Regions from separate parts of the Homo sapiens genome. Here all the other regions are linked to region 3. A link is a contact called in ENCODE Hi-C or POLR2A ChIA-PET data. All regions are on one chromosome and are shown on one strand. The core of a region is the stretch at or near the end of the contact, and the rest is flanking DNA. Distances in the headings are between cores, read along the strand shown.

Region 1 (4,000 bases), core at 672-3,171, 730 kb before region 3:
GCAAGGTGGCGCGCACCTGTAATCCCAGCTATTTGGGAGGCTGAGGCAGGAGAATTGCTTGAACCTGGGAGGCAGAGGTTGCAGTGAGCCAAGATCACACCACTGCACACCAGCCTGGGTGACAGAGCAAGACTCCGCTTCAAAAAAAAAAAAAATCTAAACCTCATATTAGCATTCAAAATTCGTATCTATTTAAAGACTGGAATAAGTTGGCATGAATTTACCTTCCTAGCTCAACCTCTGGTTCTGGGGACCCTACCCTTGCACCAATACAGCTCTGCTCTACCTGCTTCCTCTGCTCAGTACCCTCAAGACTGCAGACTGGACACCAACCCATTCATTCCTAGATGTACTGATGAGTCCCGCCCACTCCTTCCTCCCACACCCATACTTACCTCTGTGCCCACTCTCTCATGCTTAGTATAAGCCCTGGATCACCTAACTTCCCCTCACATCCTCAACTCTGCTTCACCTTGCTTGCCATCTAGACATCTCTGGATGCCTGGACATCAACCCAGCCTGGCAATCTCAACTTACTTTGTGGCTATTGCTTGGGTGCAAACTGAAACCCCAGGCTCTGGCCACAACTTCGCCTTCTGGAATCACAGCATCCCTATATGGCACTAGTCTGAATTTAAACTCTAAACTACTATTAACCAGTCCAGAGTTGTTGCCAACAGGTTGTACTCTTGGCTTCACTGGTTCTGTCTGCCCAAGGTGCTAATAACACTCAATGCCCACTGAGAAGACAACAAGGTCCACGGCCATGCTCATACCCACCTCAGCAGAGTCTAAAATGTGAATCGCCCCAATGATCACTTTTAACCTTGTGACGTCTCCTAGCTTCTTCCACATCTTTTCAAAGGATCATATCCCCCTCCTCTATTTTTCCTTCTGAAGACTTGAAAAATCATTTAAGCAGAACTTTACATCAACACATTGAATGGTTTACCAATATTCAATGTAGGGAATGGGCAGAGGCAGCGAGGAACACTGAGGAAGTTAAGAGAGTTAACGTGGATCCAATAATGGGAGAATGGGAGCTGCTGTCAGAGATGTCAGGGGAGCGGGAAGGGCTGTCAGAAGGGCCAAGAGGCTCGGATGATGTATAGAACTGATAGGGAAATGAATTGGAGAAGATGGAAATGCTGACCTGGAGATCGGAATGGAAAGCTGGAGTAGAATGAAAGACTGATGGGTCTGAAAGCAGAGTGGGCGTCAAGCTGGAATGATGGACCCAGGTGTATGTGCGGGGAAACAGGGGACTAAGGGAGACGGAACTTCGAAATGAACGACCTCGGGCAGCCCCCACCCGAGCTCTGGGCCTCAGTGTCCGAGTCTGCACGGTGAGGACTGGACGCTCCTGCGGCTCCGGGAATAGGGCCCGCTGGTGCAGCCTGGGCGTGTCGTGGGAGCCGAGGCGCGAGGCCCGGGCTGGGGATGAGGGGCTGAGGGGCGCGGGAGGGATGCAGAGAGGATGCGGTGAAGTGCGAAGATCTCGCCCCGGTCCCGGCGGGGCGTGGGCGGCGTGAAACGCCATACACCAGGCTGAGAGGCCCGGGTCCGGCCGAGCGGTCTGAGGAGCAGGTGGGTGTGGGTGTGGGTGTGGGCGCGAAGGGCTGAGGGCGTGGGCGTCCGCGCCTTACCAGAGATTGGAAGCGAGGTTCTGGGCACCGAGCGGGGGACGCGGCCGGATACCGGGCCGCTCAGCACCGCCAGCAGCAGTAGCGGGAAGGGCGAGGCTGTAGGCTGCCCGGGACCCGGGCGGGGCCGCGCAGCAGAGGCCGGCATCTTTGGCTCCGCCTGGCCGCGGGTGCGGCGCAAGCTACGGCCTCTGCTCAGGGCCCCGGGGCTACTGGCCTCGGCCCCACTCGGGTCCTCTCGGCTCGGTCCGGCTCAGCCTGAGGCTGAGGGATGAAACACCGCCCGGCTCCGCCCCCTCAGAAAGGGGCCAATGGTCGGGCCTCCTTCTTCCTCCAGCCAATCGGGATTGAGTGAAGGCGGGGCTGAGGGGAGGAGAGGCCTAACCCAGGCAGAGGCGGAGCTAGACCCAGGTGAAGGTGGGAGTTCTGCCTCGGAAGTGCGCTGGGGCTGCCACTCAGGGACCTCGAGTGGCGAGTTTGCTCCGGCCACTCCAAAAACTCAAACGCCCATAGCTGTACTAATAAGGAAAACTTACTAATAAGAGGACGTGGATACACGCACCAAGTTTCTCAAAATTAATACTTTGCAAGCATTTAAGGACGGCTGCCTATGTGCTGGGCAGGCACAGTGTAACGCGCGCGCGCACACACACACGCACACACACACACACACACACACACACGATTATACAGAAAATACTAAAAATCACGGCCCTTGCCCTAGGGAGTTCACACTGTAATGGGGCTTCCAAATGTAAGCAAATAACTGCAAATAGATAATTGCAATACGAAGCAATGCACGTTTGCTATAATAACGTGCAATAAGTGTGCAGAAGGGCCAGGTTTTGCCAGAGGAAATCAGGAAGGCCTCACAGAAGAGGTGACATTTGAACTGATTCTTCTAGGGTTGGTAGGCCTTTGAGGGCGAGGAACAAAGACTGCCTATGGGCATATCCACTTGGATATCCTATAAACAAGGCAAGCATAGGTCCTGAGGATAACTCACTATCTCCTCCATCCCAACCCTAGCTCCTTCTTTTTTTTTTTTTTTTTTTTTTTTTGAGACGGAGTTTCGCTCTGTCGCCCAGGCTGGAGCGCAGTGGCGCGATCTCGACTCACTGCAAGCTCCGCCTCCCGGGTTCACGCCATTCTCCTGCCTCAGCCTCCCAAGTAGCTGGGACTACAGGCGCGCGCCACCATGCCCGGCTAATTTTTGTATTTTTAGTAGAGACGGGGTTTCACCGTGTCAGCCAGGATGGTCTCGATCTCCTGACCTCGTGATCCGCCCGTCTCGGCCTCCCAAAGTGCTGGGATTACAGGCGTGAGCCACCGCGCCCGGCCCCTAGCTCCTTCTTCAAGCACTTAGTCTGCACTTAGTAGGTAGTCTTTGCTTTCTCCTCTTTCACCCCCATTGTATTAGTTATTTAGGCTGCAAAACAAATGTAACAAATTAACCTCAGAATTTGGTGGCTTAAAACAAACAAACAAAAGACATGGTCCCTGAATTCGAATTGCTTAGCCTGGAGGGAAAATCAGACATTTGGAATAAACTTTTATTATCTCTCACAATCTCTCTGCGTCAGAAATTTAGGAGTAGTTTAGCTAGGTGGTCTGGCTTCCAGTCTCTCACAAGATTACAGTCCAGATATCAAACGGGGCAGCAGTCCACTGAAGGCTTGCCTGGGGCTGGAGGATCCACTTCCAAGATGGCGGACTTCCATGCCTGCCAAATTGGTAGTGGCTGTTGGCAGTAAGTGAAGGTTGTTCTCCACATGAATTTCTCCATGGGGCTGCTTGAATGTCTTCACAAAATGGGGTGACTTCCTCAGAGCAAGTGATCCAAAAGAACAAGGCAAAAGAGCAAATGATATATTTGTGACCTAGCCTCAGAAGTAACACACAATCTCTCGGCCATATTCTACTTGTCACACAGGGCAGCCCTGATGCACTGTGGAAGGGGACTTCACCAGGTGGTACAGGGATTTCACTGGGAATACAAGGATTTCAGCCTCCTTTCTTGGAGACTAGCTACCATGCCCATATGTAAGAAATCACTATGTCCTTATAAATCTGACTAAAAAGTAACTTAAATCCATCCTTTTCTTTCCATTATCATCATAGTTCAGGACATCATCATCATTCACCTGGACTGTGTGATAATTTCATTTAAAAAACAAAAACCTAGCCTCCAGTCCCTCCCCTTCCAGACTGCCATCAGGATAATCTTTCTAAAGTGCAAGTACTAGTTCTAGTTTGTTCTTTCAACAGTTATTAAGGGCCTAATATGTGCCAGGCATTTTACTAAGTACTAGAGATAAGATTAAGACATGGTCCGTTGGCTGGGCATGGTGGCTCAT
Region 2 (4,233 bases), core at 1,194-3,693, 580 kb before region 3:
GGCATTAGCCACTGCACCAGGCCTTAAGCTTTCTTTATCTCTTCATCTGCTCAAGTTTCACCCATTCCAAAAGTCCCAACTCTCATATCCAGCCAGATAACTCTGAGACCTCCATCCCTTGTTCTGACACTCCAGCCCCACCGCTCACTCTCCTAGCCTTCTGACAAGCTCCCCCTGCTTCCCTGCAGCCACCTTAAGTCCAGCAGGCTGGAGGACATGCTTCCCTCCAAAGCTCTTCATTCACCCTCTTACCCAGGCCTACCAAGCCAGGTTCCTGGCTACTTCCTCCTATTATACTTTCCTTTGAACTGTTTCAGATACAGCCCTTCCTTTCCATTGCCATTGCTAAAACCCTAATCGAGGCTGTCATCACCACCACTTGGATTCATTCATGTATTCATCCAGAAAAGTTTTATTGAACACCAACTATGCACCTGGCACTGGAGCTATATCTGTGAACACAACAGAGGAAAAAAAATCCTTGCCACTGAGAAGCTTATAGTCTAGTGGAAAAGGCAGATGAAAAACTAGGAAATATGTTTTCTAGAAAATATTTTCTGAAAATAACTAGAAAATATAATATATATTAGAAATGTATATTAAATAATAATAAATGATAGAATGCTAATAAGTGCTAACCAGAAAAAAAAGAGCAAGGAAGTGAAAGGGTGGGTGAGTTGTTATTCATCTAGAGTGATTACAGCAGCCTCATGAGTAAAGACCTGAAAGAAGGAGGGAGCCATTTTGGATACCTAAGCATTTCAAGTTGGGGACACAGTGGAAGGATATCCTGGTGTATCTGAAGAGACTATGCAGGCCCTTGCACACCACTCTGAGACTTTGACTTTCATTCTGATTGAAAAGGGAAGCTCTCAACAGGTTTTAAACGTAAAAAAGGAACAACCTAATTTTTCAACTTTATTTTTAATAGCTTTCTTGAAGTATAATGGACATATAAACTGCAAATATTTGAAGTGTACAATTTGATAAGTTTTGACATATGTATATACCCATGATACCATCATCACCATAAAAATAATAAACATATCCACATCTCAAAAATTGTCCTTTGTCCTTTGTGTTTCATGTTTTATCAGAATCACTAGCTCTGAGAAACAGCACTCAACTGTGATGTTGAGAACAGGCGAAGGGGGACTCAAGGAAAACAGTCAAGAGGCCACTACAGAGGACAGATGATAGTGGCTCGGACCAGGGAAGTAGGTAAACAGGGGCTGTAACGAATAATTGATTAATCACTAATCTCATAACTTCTTGCTGCATATTCACTTCAATTCACTCTGAAGAGAAATGAACAAAAATGTCGCTTTCACAGGATAACCTCCCTTCAAAAAAGTCCGCTAGCTCCCAATTGCCCTCAGGCTAAAAATCGCAACTCTTTATGGCCCTGCTTTTTCTATTACCACTCTCAAATCTACATCTTGACCTTCCTGTCCTCTGGTCATTCCCCTCCACGTCCTTTCTATTTCACCACACTTCCACCCCCTCCCCCAAGTCTAAATTGTGCCCAAAGTCCCACTTTCTCCAGAAAGCCTTTTTTGAGGTCTCCATTGGAATCTCTCCCTTCTCGTATCTCCAGTTGCATTTGATGTTAATACCTCATAGCAAATTTATCCCTTTTTAAGTACCCAGAGCCGGCGGTGTAGAGCTCTCGAGCGAGCACCCCGCGTAGTCCCCAAGTGCGGGACTGGGCCTATGCTACTACAGGCGCTCGCTGCCTAAGCCTGTCTGTGTGTGGCAGTGTCCTAGTCGTCCTCCCCTCCTCCTTCGGCATCTGCTCTGCATTAGTCTGTCCCAGGCCTCCGCAGGCGCCGATGATTAAATCATCATCATTAACCAGGGCCTGCCCCCCCCATCCCCGGCAGCAGGGGGGAGAATGGGGGAATAAGATCACTACCAAGTCCCTGGGGGTCTCTCACTCCCCATCCCCCGGCACCCTCTCCGAGACTCTGCAAAGCCCAAGAAACTCCCTCCGTGAAGCCGGGAGAAGACCCGCCATCTGGACGAAGCTCCGCTACGCGGACGCCGACAGGGCGGCATTACGAGGAGAGGACCCAGGAGGGGCTTCTTCAGCAGGGTCGTCGTCACAGAAGACCGACGACCCTGAGCGGGTAGCGGGCACAGACTGCCAGGCCTTTGGGGGTAGGAGGGGGCAGTCTTTCGCAGGCTCCGAAAGTTAGTCTTGAGGTCGCGTAGGGCCTATTATGATGATTTCTACAGGAGGTTGAAGAGATAAGACCCTTCCCTGTGCTCCCCCCCCCCCACTCCTTAATTACGGATTGAGCAGGGGAGGGGCCGGTGGGGCTCAGGTGAGCACACAGGGAGAAAGGGACGTGGGCGGGGCCTTACAGAGGGTGAGCGAATCCGAAAAGACCTAGAACCTCGTTGCTGGGAGACAAGTCCCGCCCTGCAGGCGGCACCGGAAGTGGCCGGCTGGGATCAGCCTTTAAGATGGCGTCTCCTCAGGGGGGCCAGATTGCGATCGCGATGAGGCTTCGGAACCAGCTCCAGTCAGTGTACAAGATGGACCCGCTACGGAACGAGGTGCAAGGGCGGCAGGGTTACTGCTGTGGTCGGCCAGCGGTGCGAATTGGGGCGGGCTAAAGGACGGGCGGTGGCTGGCCGGGCGCCCAGTGCGCCTGCGCAGAGACAGAGTGCCCAGTGCGCCTGCGTGGTTGCGATCGGGTTGCCAAACTCCGGTTAGGACGCCTGCGCGTTGTGTCGCCGACGTTGTGTAGTCTCCCCTGGGAAAGGAGGGTCAGGCGAGTCCACGTGAGGGAAGCCCCCGCTGTGCGCGGAGCCCTCTGCTGGGCGGAGGGGGAGTGCCAGCCCCCAGGAGCTAATCCCCGGCTGATGGCGCAGGGCGCGGGGCTTGGCCGTCTAGTGTGATGAAGGAGGCGACCCCCAAGGTGGGAAGGCGCACGGGTTGGGGTTTGAGGGTGGATGATTGGTGACGGAGGGTGTATCTTCAGGAGGAGGTTCGAGTGAAGATCAAAGACTTGAATGAACACATTGTTTGCTGCCTATGCGCCGGCTACTTCGTGGATGCCACCACCATCACAGAGTGTCTTCATACTTGTGAGTGCCTTGGAGACTGCCTAGTTCTTCCAGTCCCTAGTCTTCACCAAGCTGACTGCCAGCTTCTGTGCGGCCTGCCTCACGCATCCAGGCACCCCACCCAGCCCATGAATCCAGTTTCCAGAGGGCCTGAGAATCTGCTTTTCTTTTCCTGCAGTCTGCAAGAGTTGTATTGTGAAGTACCTCCAAACTAGCAAGTACTGCCCCATGTGCAACATTAAGATCCACGAGACACAGCCACTGCTCAACCTCAAACTGGACCGGGTCATGCAGGACATCGTGTATAAGCTGGTGCCTGGCTTGCAAGACAGTGAGTCACCAACCTGACTTTGAGGGGCCTCTTGAGGACTAATTGCTGAGTGGCAGCTTGAGGTGACGGGTTTGGTAGGACTCACGTAGGCAGAAGGCCAAAGATGAGGGAAGGACAAAAAGTGAGGAAGGGCTAATACTTTATTCTTTTTTTTCTTTTTTTGAGACGGAGTCTTGCCCAGGCTGGAGTGCAGTGGCGCAATCTCAGCTCACTGCAAGCTCCACCTCCTGGATTCATGCCATTCTCCTGCCTCAGCCTCCTGAGTAGCTGGGACTACAGGCGCCCACCACCATGCCCAGCTAATTTTTTATATTTTTTAGTAGAGACGGGGTTTCACCATGTTAGCCAGGATGGCCTCAATCTCCTGACTTCATGATCTGCCCACCTCTGCCTCCCAAAGTGCTGGGATTACAGGCGTGAGCCACCGCGCCCGGCCCCGAAGGGCTAATACTTTATTCTCATACTTCACCTTCTTCTAGGTGAAGAGAAACGGATTCGGGAATTCTACCAGTCCCGAGGTTTGGACCGGGTCACCCAGCCCACTGGGGAAGGTATGTCCTTGGCCGCGGGACAGTAAAGACCCCAGAGCATTCTTCTTGCCCAGTTTTGCTCTCTGGGGAAAGAGGAGTATGGAATGTGTGCCACCAGCCACCTCACTACCCTATCTTTCTCAGAGCCAGCACTGAGCAACCTCGGCCTCCCCTTCAGCAGCTTTGACCACTCTAAAGCCCACTACTATCGCTATGATGAGCAGTTGAACCTGTGCCTGGAGCGGCTGAGGTGAGGAGAAGGTCAGGGGTTGCAGGAGGTGACAGTGCCAATGACCC
Region 3 (3,840 bases), core at 315-2,814:
TTAAAATGACAACTTCGGCCAGGTGCAGTGGCTAACGCCTATAATCCCAGCACTTTGGGAGGCCGAGGCAGGCGGATCACCTGAGGTTAGGAGTTTGAGACCAGCCTGGCCAACATGGTGAAACCCTGTCTCTACTAACAAAACAAAAATTAACTGGGTGTGGTGGCGGGTGCCCCTAATCCCAGCTATTCGGGAGGCTGAGGCAGGAGAATCGCTTGAACCAGGGAGGCAGAGGTTGCAGTGAGTCGAGATCGTGTCATTGCACTCCAGCCTGGGTAACAAGAGCAAAACTCCATCTCAAATAAAATAAAATAAAAACTTCCCTCAATTCTTCATCCCTAATTTTTCTCCATCATACTTATTACTCTCTAACATATTGTTCACCTTGCTTAATTTATGTTGTTTATTGTCCATCTCTCCCTACTTGAGTTCCATGAGAGCAGAGATTTTTATTTGTTCTATTCACAGCTGTATTCTCCAGGCCAAGAACAGTGCTGGCATATGGAAGTGGCTCAAAAGGTGATTTGTTGAATGAATAAAAAAAGAAATTCTCAGTTTGCTGCTACGTCTTCAGTACTCAACACTTGCTAAGCCCCTTTTAGGGGCTCAGTGACTTGGTAGATAAAAGTATCAAGTCAGAATTTATTAATATTAAATCGAAATGCTTTGCCTTCATTTTGCTTTCTGACTACTTTTTATTCAAGATACTGGATCTCACTCTTTTAACAAAATAATTTTTAATTTAATACATGTTTTTAAGTTTAAAAAGTGAGGTTCTTCTAAGAAAAGCCTTAAGAAATTATTATGCAACTAGCACAGGCACAGGGCAAAAATTGTGAATGTGGTATTTGAACGACTGAAATTTAGGAACTCTCTTCGAATAGGGTTGCCAGATAAAATACAGGACACAGTTAAATTTGAACTTTCAATGAGTGATTTCGTTGTTGTTTTGCTGTAAGGATGTCCCAAATATTGCATTGGACACACACTAAAAATTATTCGTTATCTTAAATTCTATTTTAACTGGATATTATTTTTAATTTCTGCTAAATATGGCAACCCTATCTAGGAGAACAAATAAACTGCACCCGCTTGTCGCTTCAATTTCGATCTATTACAAACAGCTAATACAATTCTTGTCCTATCCACTAACTGCGTGGCTTTTATGCCCCAACAAATATGTTCCTGTGGGCGGGTACTGAGGCCCGATATCCTAAAAACAAGGAGGCAAAGATACACAGTGCACTTTGCGAGGGGAAAGGCTCTCCTCGCAGCCCAGAAAAAGAGGCCGGCCGCATCAGACGCAGGCCATTCCGGGCCCAGCTCCTTTCCCAGCCTCTGTCGCCTGCGTGGCGGAGGCCAAGGCTTGGCAGCCGCTTTCCGGCCCTTACCAATGTTGCCTTCGATGGAGAGCCTTCGGGGCCCGCGCCCCGCGTGCAGGCCTCTGGAGGAGGAAACGCCCTCGAGTGGGCTCTTGGCCATGGAACTGAAGGGTGCTCGAAGCCGACTTAGAAAGAGGCGGCCCGCGGCCATCCCACCCACGATTCACACAGCGATCACTTCCGCCGAGAGCACTTCCGCCCTAGGTATCGCTGCTCACTCGCTCCAGCGCACCGTTGACGTAAGGAGATCGTCAGACAGGAAGTGGGTGGGGTTGAACATGCGGCGGGGTGCGCCCAAGAGACCGCTCCGCTATCGCGATGTTTGTAAAGAAGCGTTGAGTGAAGGAAGTTTTGCAACGGTGCAGAATTTGATAGTAAAAGGAGTTGCGGTGCGAGTGGTTTTTGTTCATTGGACAAATAACATTTTAAAAGACGTAATTCCACAATCCAACCACTTCATTTTTGTATAACTTTAAAATAAATTTTATAACTGAAGACAAAATTAAAAATAGAAATTGTAATTTTAAGAGGGGATTTCCCCCCCCCCAGGTGCTTGTTGTCTGGTTTTTATTTTAATATCGGAAGAAAATGGAAGTTTTAAAGTAGGAAAATGACTCAATCTGATGATTTACACAAATTTAACTTTTTCCTATTCCCTGTAATTCCCCTGCACAATGCTGGCATATTATTGACTAAATTAACAAATTAGATAATCAGTTACACCCCATCTCTTAGTTTGTGTCTTGAATAAGTAAATAAATGTTCGGTCAATCGATTTGCATTATACCCAAAAATCCCTTCAGGATAAGGTGGTGGTGGCTCAGGTATGTGACTGGAAATTGTTTAAACCTGGTAGGCTGGGTTCTTGGACGTAAGCAATGGCGAGTAGAGACTTGTATAAAACCTGAGTCCTGCTGTCGGTGAAGTGTGCTCTGCAGGAGGGCAGGGACCTAAGCTGCTGCCACAGGTGAAGCCGGACTGCCACACCCCGTCGTCATAACAACCTCAGAAGTAATGATTTACAAAATGTTGTCAAATGGTGCTTCCAGTTCCAATCGCTTAAATCACCAACAGTCAAAACCAGGAGTCAACAGGCCAAACCGGCCTTCAGGCAGCGCTCTTAGGTGTGGCAGGTTTTAGAAGACAAGGATCTGATTGCAAGGGGGCTGGGGAGGGGCCGGGGGCTGGGATACCTGTCTTGAAGCTGTTCCCATAAAAAGCACGGGACCTTTTTCTTATGTTGATGTATATATAGGATGGCTGAGGTCATGTTTATATATTAAGAACTTTTTTTTTAATCGAATTTTTTAAGGATAACCAGGGTGGGGCGTTAATGGCTACTGGAGCGGCTAAAGTCCTACCCATTCCCATCTCCACTCCAGCAGCCACTTCTGTTAAAACAAAACAAAACAAAACAAAACAAAACAAAAAACAAAAAAAAAACTGCTTACATTTCTTTACCTATGTAAACTCAGACTTGGAAAATATTCATCCAAAAAAGCTTGAGAGGCTCTCTGCCTCGCCAGGATCTTGCTGCCTCAGGGGTGTTGTGAAAGTTAAATGAGGAAGTTGTCTGCAGGCAGGCATTAATCTCCTAAAAGCTACGAGGCAGGAAAATAGGGTCTGGAGACAGGGAACCTAAGGCCGATTTAGGCTGACTTCCTAGAACTAAATCAAAAGGAAAACCCCAACTTTCTAGCCCAAGTAACAAAAGGACCAGAAGCTAATCCCTCTTCTGGGTGGCAGATAAAAAATTGAAAGTACCTCTGACTGGTCCCCGCGGGCAATCAGTCAGGCTGGTGGCAGGCCAAGTCTTTAGTTGCATGGGGTATAACTTCATAACTTTACTTCAGCCTCTGATTGGTCCCCTCCTGCAACCAATCAGACTGATCGCTGGCCACTACTTCATTTACATAGGGTGTACACCAGGTAACCAATGGGAAACCTCTAGAAGGTATTTAAACCCCAGAAAATTCTGTAATTGCTGCTTGCTTGGGCCCTTCCTACCGCAAGGAGTGTTCTTTGATGTACAATAAATCTGTGCTTTTGTTGCTTCATTGTTTCCTTGCTTTGTACGTTTTGTCCAATTCTTTGTTCAAAATGTCAAGAACCTGGGCACCCTCCACCAGTAACAGAGCTCCTAAAAATTATTTTTAAAAATTTTATGGTGAAGTGGCCTGGCGCGGTGGCTCACGCCTGTAATCCCAGCACTTTGGGAGGCTGACGAGGGCGGATCACGAGGTCAGGAGATCAAGACCATCCTGGCTAACATGGTGAAACCCTGTCTCTACTAAAGAGAGAGAAAAAAAAAAAAGCGGAGTGTGGTGGTGGGCTCCTGTAGTCCCAGCTACTCAGGAGGCTGAGGCAGGAGAATGGCCTGAACCGGGGAGGCGGAGCTTGCAGTGAGCCGAGATCGCGCCACTGTGCTCCAGCCTGGGCGACAGAGCGAGACTCCGTC

What was found. Hi-C counts contacts between places; a loop is a spot of excess contacts on that map. ChIA-PET counts read pairs that join two places held with the same protein, here RNA polymerase II (POLR2A). Pooled maps may share reads with other maps.
Region 1: a pooled map shows a loop between it and region 3 (6-fold over the local background). The contact joins the promoter of SEMA4F here to the promoter of DGUOK in region 3. A Hi-C loop is called at or near these places in 4 of 50 pooled maps. POLR2A ChIA-PET finds 5 or more read pairs at or near these places in 2 of 52 experiments (AG04450 and Caco-2).
Region 2: a map of CD8-positive, alpha-beta T cell shows a loop between it and region 3 (7-fold over the local background). The contact joins the promoter of PCGF1 here to the promoter of DGUOK in region 3. A Hi-C loop is called at or near these places in 1 of 168 maps with a recorded cell type or tissue (CD8-positive, alpha-beta T cell) and 7 of 50 pooled maps. POLR2A ChIA-PET finds 5 or more read pairs at or near these places in 1 of 52 experiments (activated T-cell).

What each region holds. Positions count from the first base shown.
Region 1 is chr2:74,652,168-74,656,167 of GRCh38, reverse strand. It overlaps SEMA4F (ssemaphorin 4F), which reads right to left and starts at 1,921. Exons shown (of 14, transcript NM_004263.5): 1 at 1,647-1,921. The coding sequence starts at 1,791. RefSeq lists a silencer at 1,645-2,074.
Region 2 is chr2:74,505,905-74,510,137 of GRCh38, reverse strand. PCGF1 (polycomb group ring finger 1) reads left to right here and starts at 2,443. Exons shown (of 9, transcript NM_032673.3): 1 at 2,443-2,562; 2 at 2,991-3,096; 3 at 3,254-3,406; 4 at 3,886-3,957; 5 at 4,081-4,186. The coding sequence starts at 2,470. RefSeq lists enhancers at 1,634-1,693, 2,434-2,613, 2,250-3,180.
Region 3 is chr2:73,924,604-73,928,443 of GRCh38, reverse strand. It overlaps DGUOK (deoxyguanosine kinase), which reads right to left and starts at 1,564. Exons shown (of 7, transcript NM_080916.3): 1 at 1,392-1,564. The coding sequence starts at 1,533. RefSeq lists an enhancer at 1,263-1,532.